Regions from separate parts of the Mus musculus genome. Here region 1 is linked to region 2. The links are chromatin contacts, found by Hi-C or POLR2A ChIA-PET in ENCODE. All regions are on one chromosome and are shown on one strand. Each heading gives the region's core, a stretch centred on a gene start or an enhancer-like site at or near the end of the contact. The rest is flanking DNA. Distances are from core to core; before and after follow the strand shown. Region 1 holds the start of Art3 (ADP-ribosyltransferase 3). Region 2 holds the start of G3bp2 (GTPase activating protein (SH3 domain) binding protein 2).

Region 1 (2,700 bases), core at 168-2,667, 300 kb before region 2:
TTCTGGCTCCTCTCAGTCTGCAGAGATGCCTCAGGCTGTGTTACAGGGTTCCCAGCCCAGGGAGCGAGCATGCTTCCCGTTCCCTTCATTACCTGGAAGATGTCCATTAGAACTGCGGCTGCCAGCAGCGTGGTGACCATTTCAAAATGTCCCATCTTCATTTTTCACGTCTGGATTAGAATGAAAAACGTTAATTCAGTAAACTTAACAAAGAGGGTTTAGGGAAACGGAACTGGATAAGGTGATGTTGCATATTTTTTCATTCTGGATAGATATTGTGATAGTCGCAGTGATTATCAAATACATTCCTATGACTATAAGAGGCATTCAATGTTATCCAGGTGTCTAACAGTTTGTTCTAGAGATGTCAATGCAAAACTGCAGAGAACTTTAGTGCTTCCAAGTCTACTTCCACATAACTCTAGACAGACCTCTCCCTCCAGAGAGACCTTTTCCTCCCAATCTCTAAATGTCCCCTGAGCACTCACAGGAAACAACACAAACTAAAACCACCATGCTCTCATTCTCACTCCCAGTTTCTAAGAATGGTCTAGAAACTTTCCCATGTGAAGCTTCCGCTCTTCCGTTCGCTTTGCAAGTTAGAGCATGCCCACTTGGGTGGGAGCGGAGACATGAGGTCAGCAGCAGTACAAAGCTGTTCGCCTGAGGTGACCTCCCTCCTCCAACTCTTCACAATCAACACAAGCCAGAGGTCGAGCCAGTGTGGAATGTCCTGACGATAGGAACAGACTCAGGAGCCCTTCGAAGGCAGTGATTCTAACAAGATTCTATCATTGTCCTGGCTGGGCGCCCAATACCCATTCCGGTATTTGTGGCAGCGTAAGGGATAGACAGGAGGGCAAGAATCCTCACTGGCTGAAGCTATCCGGAGCCATTAACCGACTCAACCAGTGACACAGGTTGTTAGCCTCCGGTCTCTCACATACATAATGCTCCAGCAAAGCTGCTGCCATTGCTGTAACTCAAATGAAGCCTCTATTTTCCTGTATTTTTTTTTAACCAAACATCATCATCTGGATTCTGAATGAGATAATAAACAGCATAGGGGAAGGAAGGGCAGTCTTTCTTGTTGTAATCCATCCAGGTCCCAGGTTCCTGTCTTCAAAAGCAGTCCTTTTATCTAAAGCTATTAAAATATCTGTAGTTATTTTAAGATGCTACTCTGTGTCAAACTTCCCTCTCAAAAAGTCTAAGGAATACCCATGGGCAGCACGTGCCAAGCCAGCCGTGGGCCAGGGTTTCCCTGGTCTTCCTTTCTGCAGTTTGGGTGCAAATAAATCAAAATGTTTACCTGGCGTTTGTGCCTCTGCAGGAAGTTTAAATGATGCCCTGTCTCACACCGGATTCCCACTCTGCTGTGGAGAACTTCCCTCCAGGATAGGATGTTGTTGACAGTGAGCTGCCTGGGAATGCTTTTCTTTTTATAACACCCCTAGTGGTAGCTTGGCAGTGGCTCATTAGTCAACTTCTGCCCTGCTATTTATATCCGGTCGGTCGCCACACTCTGCCCTGGAACCACTGCTGTTAACACTAAGTCTCCAAGAGGTCTGTGAATCCACAGCAATGTCCCCCGCCACAGAGCATGCTCAGTTCTGAACCCAGCCCTGGACTCCTTTGGAGCAGTGTGTGTGTGTGTGTGTGTGTGTGTGTGTGTGTGTGTGTGTGTAGTTGGGGGAATGGGACTGGGTGGGTAGGGTGGCGGGGTGGTCAGTTCCCAACAACTGAGCCTTTGACACTCATATGCTAGAGGGAAGGCTGGACTGTCCTCTATTAGATGACACCCACAGCAAGGGGGCTCACTTGTTAAACACTGTCAACAGTGATGGTTATCACCACTCAACCAGCTGACTGCGGTTCAGGTACTGCGCCAGGCACTGAGACACACAAACAAGCTGAGCACAGTACTGAAGCTGGTTTGGCAGTCACTACTATGTGTGTGTCCCCAGACCCAATCAGGTAACAACTGCTCAGGATAAACGAAGGCCAATGAAAGTCCAACCGAGAACACTGGCAGGAAGGAAGCTGGGGATGCCAGCATCTAGAACACTCTTTGAACAAGGACAGATGCTGGCTGGTTTTCTGTCGCCTTGATGCCAGCTAGAGTCATTTGGCAAGAGGGCACCTCAATTGAGAAAACACACCCCCCACCCCTGGCCCCCTGGGCTGGAGAGATGGCTCAGAGGTTAAGAGCACTGACTGCTCTTCCAGAGGTCCTGAGTTCAATTCCCAGCAAATCACATGGTGGCTCACAACCATTCATTCCTAATGGGATCTGATGCCCTCTTCTGGTGTGTCTGAAGACAGCTAAAGTGTAGTCATATAAACAAATCTATGAGAGAGAGAGAGAGAGAGAGAGAGAGAGAGAGAGAGAGAGAGAGAGAGAATGAGAGAGAGATCCCATTAGCCTAGTACAATTCATTGGTTGGGGAAGATCCAGCTCATTGTGGGTGTGGTCCCACAATGAAAGCCGACTGAGCAAGCCATGAGGAAACTGGTAAGCAGCCCTCTTTCATGGCCTCTGCATCAGTTCCTGCCTCTAGGTTCCTGCCCTGCTTGAGTTCTCGCTCTAACCTCCCTTAGAGATGAACAAGATGACCCCAGGTTGCTTTTGGTCACAGTGTTTTTTCCATTTCGTTTTCTGAGACAGGGTTCCTCACTGAACCTAAAATGACTTTGCTA
Region 2 (2,746 bases), core at 3-2,502:
TCGTAAGTCTCACTTTCCTCATCTGTAAAGTGTGCATTCAAATAGGTAATTACGTAAGTGGGTTTTTGTGAGACATAAGTGACTTTTATAAAATACCAGTAGCGTATCTGGTCTATAAACACTGTACTTAAAAGGTAATCTGCAGAAGTAATGCATTAAGAAAAACCATCTCAGAGTCATTTAATAAATGATGGTCTGCCTATATATTTTGCATATAAAAATTATTAAGCAATCCAAAATAATGCCAGTGTAGATTTTGGAGGCTCAAGTACCAATCAGCATTGCCTTTTGTGAACCTTTTTTTTTTCTTCTTCTAGGAAATCTCTACTGTGAGGGAAAACTGAGGATGTATTTAATCCTGCATTTTGCTTGATTAAAATGTGTTCTATTCCTCTCAATTGCCCTTCCGTTCCTTTCACCGTTTCATAGCTTCATTCCCAGTTTCTTCTGCTATCTTGAAATTGAAAACATTGCTATTAGTGGCAAAGTAACATTTGGTCTACAAAGGCTTTTTTTTCCCCATGAATCAAGGTTCATGAAGCAGTGTTGTTTCCATAACTAAGTCCCAGTGGCATAGATTTATAAGTGGCTTTTTTTTTCTTTTTTAAATTTTAAGCCTTTCAGCCTTTGTTCCAGTAAGTTCCATTTAAGGATGAAGCCACCAAGGCCATACAAAAGCCCCAAGCCCATACAGCCTATGTCATACTTTCCCCATACTCCATAGCTCGGCACCCTTATTTAAAACTAGCTGTTTGACATTGATGAGAAAGACTTTTAAACCTCCATTTCCTAAAACAGGCTAATTAAGCAATACAGGTGAGCTCACTGTGCAGAGTTCAAAACTGCATTTTAATGCTCCGATAACGCAGCAACCAGGACCATTACTAAATTTGCTCCCTCTTATCACGAATAAAGGCTCCAGGAATAACCGTTTGTAAAAGCCACTGGTTAGCGGCGAGCCATCTTTTTTGTTCGCGCCACCTGAGAGGACAGGGAGGCTTCAGCATCACTGCAAGAGAAAGGCAGCTTCCTTGTGACGTCAAATCAGCGGGCTCTCGCCCCGACTTTAGGCCGGTTCCGGTTCCCTGGCTTTCCGGACGCCCGAGCGAGCGAGCGAGCGAGCGCGGCGCCGTTCTGCGCGTGCTCCGCAGTGGGACGCGAGAAGGTTGGGTCTAGCTCTCCAAACTGATGCCTGATTGGCTGGCGCTGTGCTGGGGGGTTCCCTAGCCCTTTCCGCAGGGGTAAAACAATAAGAGGGGGCGGCGGCAAAGGGGGCGGGACGTCCGTGTTCTTGGAGCTCGTTGCAGCTCTAGGCTCTCGGGAAGAGGTGGCTGTGAGGGGCCCCGAGCTCGCGGCTCTCCGGATTCCGAAGCCTCGGGTTGCTTCGAGGGAGGAGAATCTGCTGCGGCCGATCCCGCGACACTACTGACCTCCGCGCGACGTGCCCGCCGCCGCTGTTGGTTGGAGGTGTGTACGGGGGCCGAGAGGGGCGGTCGGTGTGGTGGTCGGCAGGGGACATTTCCCTCCGCTCCGCGGCTCGCGGCAACCGTCCGGTGTGTGCGCTTGGTGTCGGGGTTGGTGCGGCGGAAACATTGTTCTCGCCGGCTGCCTACGCCAGCAAGAGTGCGTGCGTGCGTGCAGAGCCGAGCCTTTCCTGCAAGGTGAGCGGAAGGCTGCGTGGGGAGGAGGATGACCTGCGCGCGTGGTGCAGAGGAGGGCACAGGTGGGGCTGGGGATTGCTAGGATGAAGCAGCCCGGGGGTACCCTGTCCGCCGCCAGCTCCCAGAGCGCGCCAACGGGCGCCAAGCCGCGAAGCGGGGCAGTGGGCTCCTGCAGAGGCGGTTTCAGGGTAGGAAGCCCACCCGCCTGGTTCCTCCGCTCGCCGGCGGCCCTAGTTCCCGGTCGTCGCCCCGCCCGTGGGGGAGGGGAAGGAGGCCGTGTCGGCGGAGGCAGAAGCAACGCAGATGCGAAAGTAGCGGCCTCCGGGCACCATTTCTGTGCCCGGAAACTGAATCCGGGGTTGAAGGTGGCCGCCGCTCCACTTGCCGGGTGCTCGGCGTTTCCCCCCGCCCTCCCCGGATTATCCCGAACGTGTTCGGATACTGGGACTGTAACGTGCGTCTCCTACGTCCTTTTTCTGCAGACAATCTCTCCTGTTACCCAGGAATAAAAAGGACGTTTCAGTGCTTTGGGAATGGGCTTTTCTCCCCCTGCTATTCTTTGGGGTAGGACAAGGGGAGAAGAACGTAAGTTTCCCTAAATGGTGTGGATTTCGTTAGTGGAGTCTGATTGAGGTTTTCCTGCGTCTCTAAGGGCAGATTTATTTAGGTACCCCTGTGGTGCTTTGGGGGGGGGGGGGGGCTGTAGGGTCGTGTTCACAATTTCTACTCCCAAGATATAACTAGTTTTAAACCAAAGCACAAAAAACATTGAGGAGATGCCTTTTGCTTCTTAAAAACAAAACACGTGCAGCAAATCTGAATCAAGGAAAATTGCCCCCTTCTCTCCGGGTGTGATTGTTGTGCAGTTGATTAGCTTAAGGTTTCTGGTTTTTAGATTCTAGACACTATACCTCGCTTGTTCCAAGTACCTAGGCAGGGGAACCATTAGCTGCAGTTTAAAAGGATGCACTAATTCTAAGTGAGGATAGTAATTTCTTGTCCCAATTCCATATTTGGCAGTTATTGTAGCCCTAGGCATGTGAACCAAACTTTGAGTAAACACTTGATTTAGCGAAATTCAGTGA

Evidence for each region. Hi-C counts contacts between places; a loop is a spot of excess contacts on that map. ChIA-PET counts read pairs that join two places held with the same protein, here RNA polymerase II (POLR2A).
Region 1: a loop to region 2 is called in a map of heart, with 2.1 times the contacts of the local background. The contact joins the promoter of Art3 here to the promoter of G3bp2 in region 2. A Hi-C loop is called at or near these places in 1 of 37 maps with a recorded cell type or tissue (heart). POLR2A ChIA-PET finds 5 or more read pairs at or near these places in 1 of 5 experiments (embryonic stem cell).

Annotation. Positions count from the first base shown.
Region 1 is chr5:92,385,604-92,388,303 of GRCm38, reverse strand. It overlaps Art3 (ADP-ribosyltransferase 3), which reads right to left and starts at 1,417. Exons shown (of 10, transcript NM_001370591.1): 1 at 1,313-1,417; 2 at 93-170. The coding sequence starts at 161.
Region 2 is chr5:92,082,250-92,084,995 of GRCm38, reverse strand. It overlaps G3bp2 (GTPase activating protein (SH3 domain) binding protein 2), which reads left to right and starts at 1,252. Exons shown (of 11, transcript NM_001080795.2): 1 at 1,252-1,467. It overlaps Gm46933, which reads right to left. Exons shown (of 2, transcript XM_017321256.1): 2 at 831-2,124. The coding sequence ends at 1,423.